3 separate regions of the Homo sapiens genome follow, and all the other regions are linked to region 2. The links are chromatin contacts, found by Hi-C or POLR2A ChIA-PET in ENCODE. All regions are on one chromosome and are shown on one strand. Each heading gives the region's core, a stretch centred on a gene start or an enhancer-like site at or near the end of the contact. The rest is flanking DNA. Distances are from core to core; before and after follow the strand shown. Region 1 has its middle 23 kb from the start of PRTFDC1. Region 2 has its middle 32 kb from the start of LINC01516. Region 3 holds the start of GPR158 (G protein-coupled receptor 158).

Region 1 (3,363 bases), core at 5-2,504, 110 kb before region 2:
TGCCTCAGCCCCCTGAGTAGCTGGGATTACAGGCGTTCGCCACCACGCCCGGCTAATTTTTGTATTTTTAGTAGAGACAGAGTTTCACCATTTTCGCCAGGCTGGACTCAAACTCCTGACCTCAGGTGATCCACCCACCTCGGCCTCCCAAGGTGCTAGGATTACAGGCTGTAATCTTTTACCATGACATTTTAGGTTTAATGATATACAGACATGTAAAAAAAATTGAATAAGCACAGTATGATATTAGAACATATTATAGGAGAGCAGAAGTTCAATGAGATGAGAATGGGGCAGAAATCAAACACCATAAGATCCTCAGAAAAATATTAGTAAATTTAATAATTTTAGAATTTGTTTTCTTTTAAACATTTGAATAAATTGTCTAGAACGCTTGAATTCTGATGTGATTTTTAAAAAAAAATCTAACAATTTCTATATAGTTTAAAAATCTATTGTAAGAAAATTAGCCCCAATATGTGTATTAAGGGGATTGTAATAATAAAATATCAGTCGGGAATAATAAAATACCAGTCTGAAAATTCACTCACTATACTTTAATTGTATTTACATGAAAAACACAACAGTTCTTAAAGAAAGTAGACGTCTTATGAAGAATCAATGCCAGATACTATTTAAATACATCTTATGAGATAATGCTGGGAACATAAGACTAAATGACAATATAACAATGCAGATTTTACAAAGTGGATTATTCTGATTAAGGCATTTGGCTTATATTTTTGCTTTTTGAAAACTTTTTTTCTCACTTTATAAAAAATATAATGGTCAGTTGTCATCAGCTTGCTTGGTTAATACCGAAATAACTAGAAATTTTGAAGATTTAGAATCTTGGCACATTATTTTATTTTTATGTTATAAAATATTCTTAGAAAAAACAGACTTTCAGGATTTACAACTGCATTTTATTCCATAAAGGGTGTGCCAAAGCTATCTTTAATAACGTTTTGGGTACATTACAAAAGAATTACAGCAATTTAATGGTACAGTGAGGTGGTGATCCAAATTCTAAGATAATGTTAAAATTTGCAGCCTAACTCATCCATCCCACTGTTTATACCATCTATACCTATAAAGCATTCTTGCTAGTTAGTGCTGGACATCATCTTACTAAGTGGGTGGCAGCTGCCTGTCATCTCAATAATTCTGAAAAAAAGCCAGGGAATTTGTTTTAAAGCATTTGTCCAGATTAAACCACATGTGGCCTCCAGGGTGCTCTGGGCCTAAAGCCTAAGCCTGCTGGCTGTGTTGAGCCATCGAGCTTATTCAGAAAAAAAAAATGAACTGCATTCTCAAAGCCAATAAAGATAAAAGAAACCTACGTTAGTCCAAAACAGCACAGCTCAAGGGTGGGAATTGCACAAGATTAAGGTTTGTCCTCAGTATTGGCCTCAGAAAAGTCAGGGGATAGAAAGGAAAGTAGACAGCTGCTGGGTCCTTCTGTTTTTTGTTTTGCTTGCTTGAAAGAAACTTGAATTGGACAGTTAACTTTGTCTTGATTAACTCTAGTGGTGAATAGTGGCCCTGAGCACACGATAGCAAACTGTGGTTATGTTGTTGATATGGTTAGGCTTTGTGTCCCCACCCAAATCTCATCTTGAATTGTAATCTCCAGGTGTTGAGGGAGAGACTGACGGGAGGGAGGTGATTAAATCATGGGAATGCTTTCCCCCATGCTGTTATCCTGTTCTCATGATAGTGAGTTCTCGTGAGATCTCATGGTTTTATAAGGGGCTCTTCCCCTTTTGTTTCCTACACACGCTCTCTCACCTGCCACCATGTAAGATGTTCCTGCTTTCCCTTCCACCATGATTGTAAGTTTCCTGAGGCCTCCCCAGCCATGTGGAACTGTGAGTCAATTAAACCTCTTCACTTTATAAATTAGCCAATCTTGGGTAGTATCTTTATGGCAGTGTGAAAACGAACTAATACAGATGTCTACTTAGGTAATACAATAGCTACATTGAATGTTTGGCACAGAATCCTATGAAAGATAAGACTTGATAGAATTTCCACATCTTAGAAAGGATCATAATTTGATTCTTCATGATAGTCATTGAATAAAGTGACATCTAAGTGATGGGAAAGATTGTTAGGCAGGCTGTAAAGCTGTTGACCTTGTTATTCCATGGCAAACCATTTGGTAAAATTGTCACATGCACTGTCACAGAAGGGAAGCCACATGCCTTTCTACCCCTTCCTGGGAGACTGATTGGAAAAACTCAGAATATTGTGGTGGGTTAGAACGACTGCTCCTAAGTACCTTTAGCAAGATCATATGGAAGAGAAGGACTCAGGCGAGAAGTGTACAGTTTGCATGGAGAGACGTAACTGCATAGTGGAGATTTTATTGTGTGTGAAGGGAGGGTCTCTCTGCATGCAGCCTGCAATCTAGAGTTAATAAACAAGTAGACTCTCAGCACTGGAAAAATACAATCAAGAAAGAGAAAAACACAAAACATAGGAAGCAGCAAACCCAATGCAGACCTCACCACTGGGATAATGAAAGCAGGACTCACATGGTTGCAATGTTAAAATTTGCAGCCTAACTCGTCTATCTCACTGTTTATATCATCTATACCTATAAAGCATTCTTTTTTCTTTTTCTTTTGTTTTTTTTTGAGACTGAGTTTCATTCTTGTTGTCCAGGCTGGAGTGCAATGGCATGGTCTTGGCTCACTGCAACCTCCGCCTCCTGGGTTCAAGTGATTCTCCTGCCTCAGCCTCCCAAGTAGCTGGGATTACAGGTGCCTGCCACCACACCCAGCTAATTTTTTGTGTGTTTTTAGTAGAGACAGGGTTTTCACCATGTTGGCCAGGCTGGTCTTGAACTCCTGACCTCAGATGATCCACCTGCCTCGGCCTCCCAAAGTGCTGGGGTTACAGGTGTGAGCCACCACACCTGGCTATAAAGCATTCTTACTAGTTAGTACTGAACATCATCTTACTAAGTGGGTGCCAGCTGCCTGTCATCTCAATAATTCTGCAAAAAAGCCAGGGAATTTGTTTTAAAGCATTTATCCAGATTAAACCAATGAATTTACCAATGAATCCAAATTGGAAAATTCAACACAGTGAGGCCAAGGACAGGGAAGGGAGTGTCCCATATCCATAGCCCCTCTTCCATCCAGAATAAAAACATAGGCATTAAAAATCAATGAAAGCATTGCTTTCTTAATGAGATCCACAATATTGATGGTGTGTGGTTGATAAAGAGTGAAATAATAAAAAAGCTATTCCTAACATAAAGGCTTACATTCATACATGATGCCTTTTATGACAAGTCTTCTGATCTCTGTAGGCTGTGACAGAAGAAAACCAAGTATCTGTCAAATAGGTGTA
Region 2 (3,341 bases), core at 270-2,769:
CTCTAGGTGAGTTCCAGAATGACTGTTAACAATGCAGTTGGTATAATCCTGTAGCTCACTAGCAAAATTTATAGAGAACCAAAAAAAGTCTGTTGCCATTTTTTCAGGAGTATTGGTATATAAATCCAAAATTACTTCTTTCCAGTTATAAATTTTAAAAACATTTATTTTAATAGTGTTTTTAAATACAAAAACATTGGAGGCATGATGTAAATTCATCTGTAATCCTACCTTTCAGAGATATTTGTCTTAGACTTTTGGTACCTTTGCTTTAAAAAAATTACAATAATTGAGATCATTTTGTACATCAGTTCTTTAATATGCTATTTTTCACTTGACACTAATTTATAATTATTTCCCAAGTCACTGAAGTTATTATTGAAGCATGATTTTAAAGGATTCATCATATTGTATTATGTGGCTTCATCATAATTTACTCTACCATTCCTTTGATATAGACCTTTCCAATTTTGCTATTGTAAATAATACTATAACAAATACTTTCCCCCATATGTCTGGGGCATTTTATTTTATTTTATTGAGATAGAGTTTTGCTCTGTTGCCCAGGCTGGAGTACAGTGGTGTGATCTTAGCTCACTACAACCTCTACGTCCCAGGCTCATGCAGTCCTCCCACCTCAGCCTCCTGAGTAGCTGTGACTACAAGCACATGCCAACACACCCAGCTAATTTTTGTATTTTTTCTACAGATAGGGTTTTTTCATGTTGCTCAGGCTTGTCTTGAGCTCCTGGGCTCAAGTGATCCACCCACCTCGGGCTCACAAATTGCTGGAACTACAGGTGTAAGCCACCATGCTGGACCTCTAGGGCATTTTATCATAATAGGGGATTCTTGAAGACCACAAGAAATGTCTCTTTGTGGCTAGGTACAGTGGCTTGAGCCTATAGTCCCAGCTACTTGGGAATGAGATTAGGCCTCAAGGATTGTGTGAGTCCAGGAGCTCAAGTCCAGAGTCCAGTCTGGGCAACATAGTGAGATCCTTTTCTTCTTAAAGAAAAAGAGAAAAAAGAAGGGTCTCTTTGACACTGAACTGCAGGAATTGGCTACAGGCAGCAGTTATACTTTTGAAGAGATAAGGGGCTCTTGCTTTGCTTGCTTGTTGAAATGTTAGCTATTTTTGAGGATGTTTGAAGCCAGAGATATCAAGCAACTGCTGTTGACACCTGCTTAGGTTATCACTTAGGTAAGTCAGATGAAAGTTGACCAATTTTCAACTAGTAAACCGAGTTTGCAGGCTTCCTAGTTTCTATCTTCCATGCATTATTCCAGAATGAGAGTAAGGCTGGCCCTTCTGTGAGTGTTGATGTAGTGTTCCCTATTGTCTAATACACTGTATCTCCCCTCAGTGATGATCTGTCAAAGGAAGAAACACATCCATGAATAAAGTGCTCTCCAAAGTGAGATGTGTCCCAGGTAGAAGTGACACCCTTATCCCCTCCTTGCTCCCGTCATTGTATTTCAGATGGCTGCATTCGTTTGAAGTTCTTCCCTGTAGAGTTCCGTGGAAGGACCCTGACTCCCTCTAGTGGACAGCGCCACTAGGCAAACAATAATTCCGCCCGGCAAAGTCCAGAAGCCAGGAGTAAGTGTCCTTAAATGCCCTCTTGAAATAATGGAAGCTGTGTTTCTGAAGGAGACTCTTCCCAGTCCACAGAAGTTTTTGTCTTTAGCGGGCCATCTGTGTCGACTGCTGCCACAAGACATCAGGGGATTTTTTTTTTCCTTCAGGGCAGCAATTAATTCAATAATCTACAGAGTTGTGTTTCTTTTTCACTAGCGTTGGAGACTTGTTATGTCCAGATTTACTTTATGCCACAGGCAAGAGGCATTACTAATGTGAACAGAACCCAAAAGAAACAAGCTATGAATCTGAGAATGCTCATATAAAGGACTGGAAAAAAGTCATAAAATCATTCTTTTGCTTTAAAAAAAATTCATTAGGAATGTAGAGAAAAACAGAAGAGACTGTTACAAGCTGTCTTAATCTGTTTTGTGCTGCTATAATAGAGTACCATAGACTGGGTAATTTATAAAGAACAGAGGTTAACTTCTTACAGTTCTGGAGGCTGGGAAGTCCCCTATCAAGGTGACAGCACCTGGTGAGGGCCTTCTTGCTGTTCTTGCTCTGTCATCCCATGGTGGAAGAACAAAAGAGCACGAGAGAGAGAGAGACAGAGAAAAAGAGACAACTTGAAGACTTGAAGCCCGAAGTCCTTCTATAGTTGGCACCATGACCTAAATATCTCCTATTAGGGCCCACATCCCAACACTATTGCATTGGGGATTATGTTTCCAACACATGTTTTTTTGGGGGACACATTCAAGCCACAGCACAAGGATTACTGGAAAACCATATACTATGTCCGAAGGGTCTATAATATGTTTTTCTCACAGTTCATCCAATCACCTCAGATAACCATCCTGACATTTTAAGAAGGAATTCAGAAGCTTCTATGTATGAATTGTCTAAATCGTTTATTGGTCTCTACATGTGCTTATAACGAAGTCTTGGTAATCCAGATAATACAACCTGGTTCCTGGCAGTGGACCTATACCTCCTACGTATCTACCTACCTAGGGCAAACTGCTTGGAAACGCTGGGTCTAGATGTTCTTATTTGTAAAATTACAGGGTTGAATTAGATGAGATGTAAACAGCTCTTCTAGTTCTAAGTCCATATGAAAAATAACATGTAGTCTCTTCTTAGAGGACACCTAAGGGAAGATTTCTTTCCACTGTTGTCTGCCACCATCACTGTTTGCCTGTGATCTAAGGCAAGTTCCGTCAACAGAGCGGGAAACATTTCCTTTTTCTCATTCCTGGCTCAAGTGTCCTCTAAATGTGCCATTGCTGTTCTGACCAGGGCATTTGAGCATTTCAAATCTGTACTTGTTGAAGAACAGACAGCCTCTAGTACTTAACGTGCAGCTGCAATGGGTGAAGAAAAATGCCCCCATTTTATGGGAATCTCAAGAATGGGATGGCTGTATGTGAATCCTTTGTCTTTGATTTAAACTGAGACAACAGTGAACACTATAGCTCTGACCTGTGCAAATACAATAAGCACTTCAGCCCAGAAACAGTTTTACCTCTTGTATTAGGTTGGGCTTTCAGTATGTATTTGAAGAGGAGCTATTTATGGGCTTGCAAAGTGCTGGAGGAAAGGAATTTAAAGGACGTCCTTGAGCGAATTCAGGGGGTTTTATTTCAAAAGGCCAAACTGTGCATTAACCCTTCACTTCCTGGCACATACCACCTACACGCTGCTCTTCCAGAGGTCTGGGAGAAATGGGTGATTAGGTAGCGGGTGGGGAGGGCAG
Region 3 (3,349 bases), core at 406-2,905, 94 kb after region 2:
TTGAAAAACTGGTTGCTGTGTCTTCTTCCAAAAACCCTCATCACTGGTGTGTCAGGCAGACTTCTCTTCTTGGGTGAGGAGATTGATTTTTAAGTTAGCTTCATCATCATGATCTTCCCATTCATTCACTAATTTAGCAACTATTTAGCCAGAGCCTACTATGTGCCAGGTAGTGTTCTGGGTGCTCAAGGTACCTCAGTGACCAATGCAGACAAAGATTTTTGCTCTTTTGGAGCTTACATTCCAGTCCTTAAGTATTTTCTCAATAGGAAGGATGACATGAAATAGTACAGTGAATCTAAGCAGTGCCTGCTTAGAATGCCATGAGGGACATTTTTGTTAGTTGGGAATTAAAGTAAGTTGGATATTTTCTATTTGTGTCTTTCTTGGGGAATTTGAAAATAGAGGTGCATATGGAAAGTGGAGCTAGCTGTGCAAAACACTACTTTTCTGGTACCAGTCTACTTTTGGAGTGTCAGAAGACACTTAAATTCTCTAATAAGCGTCAAAACATCAATTAGATTGTGTTAAGAAATTTACCAATAATTTGGGGGACTTGGCATACTTGCTCAGTTCTTCTTTCTTCTGCTGGGATATCCCAACCTTTAGCTAAATAGAAGTCTTAGTTCTTATCTCTCAATTCCAGGAACTCCCAGTCAGGATGATTTCCCTTCTCACTCAACACAGGCTCCTTCTCATTCTCCCAGAGCTCATGAGTCCTCCCCCTTGCTCTCTCCCTTACACATCTTTACTTGCATACATTTTTACACGTTCCCCTCCATTCTGGCCCCCAAGCAGAGATTCCTTAAATATGACTTTTTTTTCTCTCCTTAAAGCACAGCTGGTAGATTTCTCCATTACTCCCTCAGCTAAGATGAGCCTAGACAAGTATGTTTTAATCATTTCTTTAACTGACAACAAGAAAGATGATTTGATAATTTGCCTAAAATGAGCAGATGCTCAGGAGGACACGTCTCCATCCTATGTCCCTTCTGTCTAATTTCACCTAGAAATGAAAACTACTCCCTTCTCCCTCTTTTCCAGGCAAAAGGCTGATTTAACTAAGCATGCAAGACGCCAACACCCTCCCCCTCAGTACGTCCAAGTTTCCTTCGCTCTGAGCCACCGAATCTCTGCTTCTCCCCCCTCTGCCGCCCACCCTACGCCACCCACGCAGGTTTCCGAGTCATCCGGAACGCGAGTGGGTGCGAGGACTCGGCAGGCTGCCTCCCGCGCCCCCGCCGCCCGCGGGCCGCCTCGGGTTCAGCACTGGACAGCTCCCTCCCCGGCCCCACAAATGGCAGTCGGCTGATTGACAGAGGAGCCGACCAAACAGGGAACAAGACGACTTGCAGCCGCCCTACAAGGGTTTGGTTGCGGCCAAGCTGCCTCTTTAAACTGGCTTTCCTCCCCCGAGGAGGGAGCAGGGAGAGAGGGTGGAGTGTGGTTTGCGGCCAAACCTAAAGGCTGCAATTAACCAGCCGCCCGGCCTTCGCTACTCCGGACAGACGAACGTCTTAAAGGACGTCTTCGCTCCTCGGGAGTCGCGGCTGCGCTCGCGGTGCGGGTCTGGGCGCGCGCCCCGCGCCTCCGGGCGAAGCGGTCGAGGAGGAGCCAGTGCCGGGAGGCGGGAACGACCTGCGGCGGGTGAGACTATGGAGCAGCGTCTTCGGCGGCCGCGGCGGCAGCAGCAGCAGCAGCTTCTGAACGCGCCTCAATGAGAGCGGCGGTGGCGGCAGCCGGGCCGAGAGACGGACTCGGGCTGACTCCAGCCGCTGGGAGCGCGAGGCCATGTAACCCGCTCGGCTCCAGGCTGCGAGGTGCGTAATCCCCAGCCGGCCCCTCGCGCAGCGGGCACGGCCAGCGCTGCCACAGGTGACTTGATTTCTGCGACGGTAGCTTAGCCACCCGGGGCCAATCTCGAAACATTCTTATTTTCAAGTCCTTTGGACTGGGTGCCATCTGGAGAAGGGGGAAGACTCCTCGAAAAAGTCTGACTGTTGAGAAACTGACGATCCAAATTTAAAAAGTGATTCCCCCCCCTCCCGTTCCCTCCTCTTCTCTCTGGGAGGCAGATGGGAGCCATGGCTTACCCCTTACTCCTCTGCCTCCTGCTTGCTCAGCTGGGATTGGGAGCTGTTGGCGCCAGCCGCGACCCCCAAGGACGGCCGGATTCCCCTCGAGAGAGGACCCCGAAGGGGAAGCCGCACGCCCAGCAGCCGGGTCGAGCCTCTGCCTCGGACTCCTCGGCTCCCTGGAGCCGCTCCACCGATGGCACCATCTTGGCGCAGAAACTCGCCGAGGAGGTGCCCATGGACGTGGCCTCTTACCTCTACACCGGGGACTCCCACCAGCTGAAGCGAGCCAACTGCTCCGGCCGCTACGAGTTGGCGGGCCTGCCGGGGAAGTGGCCAGCCCTGGCCAGCGCGCACCCCTCCTTGCACCGGGCGCTGGACACACTGACACACGCCACCAACTTCCTCAACGTGATGCTGCAGAGCAATAAGTCGCGGGAGCAGAACTTGCAGGACGACCTGGATTGGTACCAGGCGCTGGTGTGGAGCCTTCTGGAGGGCGAGCCCAGCATCTCCCGGGCGGCCATCACCTTCAGCACCGATTCGCTGTCCGCACCGGCCCCACAGGTCTTCCTCCAGGCCACGCGCGAGGAGAGCCGCATCCTGCTCCAAGACCTGTCCTCCTCCGCACCCCACCTGGCCAACGCCACTCTGGAGACCGAGTGGTTCCACGGCCTCCGGCGCAAGTGGAGGCCCCACTTACACCGCCGCGGCCCCAATCAGGGGCCCCGGGGCCTGGGCCACAGCTGGCGGCGCAAGGACGGGCTCGGCGGGGACAAGAGCCACTTCAAGTGGTCTCCGCCTTATCTGGAGTGCGAGAACGGGAGTTACAAGCCCGGGTGGCTGGTTACTCTTTCCTCTGCCATCTACGGGTTGCAGCCTAACCTGGTCCCGGAATTCAGGTAGGGAGGGCCGGGGGGCAGGGGGGAAGGCAAAAGCGAAGCTTTCCTTCCGGTCTTGTGGGTGGGTGCACGTGTGAGGAAGGAACCCTTGGCTGTGACGCGAACGCTTCTCACCCTCAGAGTAGAGACCCGGGCTGAGGGACACCCCACGCGGGCGCGGGTGCTTGGGGGCAAGAAGCGCCCCACGCCCGTCAGCTTCCGGCGCTCGGCGAAAGCCATTCATTCTCTCGGACCAGTTTCCCCGCACTGGGCGAGGGACAGGCAGCCCTTGGCAGGACGGAGACACCCCCGCTGCTCTGTGCTTCCCTCCAATTGTCCGGAGAGCAGGGAGGGGCGTTCCCCACCGGGGGGCGATGCGACAACTTGGCGAGC

What was found. A loop is a pair of places that touch in the nucleus more often than their neighbours do. ChIA-PET counts read pairs that join two places held with the same protein, here RNA polymerase II (POLR2A). Pooled maps may share reads with other maps.
Region 1: a map of HepG2 shows a loop between it and region 2 (8-fold over the local background). The contact joins two enhancer-like sites. A Hi-C loop is called at or near these places in 3 of 168 maps with a recorded cell type or tissue (CD4-positive, alpha-beta T cell, HepG2 and K562), 1 of 37 single-sample maps with no recorded cell type and 1 of 50 pooled maps.
Region 3: a pooled map shows a loop between it and region 2 (2.2-fold over the local background). The contact joins the promoter of GPR158 here to the enhancer-like site in region 2. A Hi-C loop is called at or near these places in 1 of 50 pooled maps. POLR2A ChIA-PET finds 5 or more read pairs at or near these places in 2 of 52 experiments (HEK293 and WTC11).

What each region holds. Positions count from the first base shown.
Region 1 is chr10:24,973,865-24,977,227 of GRCh38, forward strand. It overlaps a transcript of THNSL1 not described here. Among named protein-coding and RNA genes, the nearest start is that of PRTFDC1, 23 kb to the left of the region's middle. Within about 2 kb of position 1,255, at least 5 of the 41 ENCODE cell types and tissues checked have a DNase peak (open chromatin) inside an H3K27ac peak, as active enhancers do.
Region 2 is chr10:25,079,617-25,082,957 of GRCh38, forward strand. No RefSeq gene overlaps it. Among named protein-coding and RNA genes, the nearest start is that of LINC01516, 32 kb to the right of the region's middle. Within about 2 kb of position 1,520, at least 5 of the 41 ENCODE cell types and tissues checked have a DNase peak (open chromatin) inside an H3K27ac peak, as active enhancers do.
Region 3 is chr10:25,173,346-25,176,694 of GRCh38, forward strand. GPR158 (G protein-coupled receptor 158) reads left to right here and starts at 1,656. Exons shown (of 11, transcript NM_020752.3): 1 at 1,656-2,977. The coding sequence starts at 2,076. It overlaps GPR158-AS1 (GPR158 antisense RNA 1), which reads right to left and starts at 2,931. Exons shown (of 2, transcript NR_027333.2): 1 at 2,331-2,931.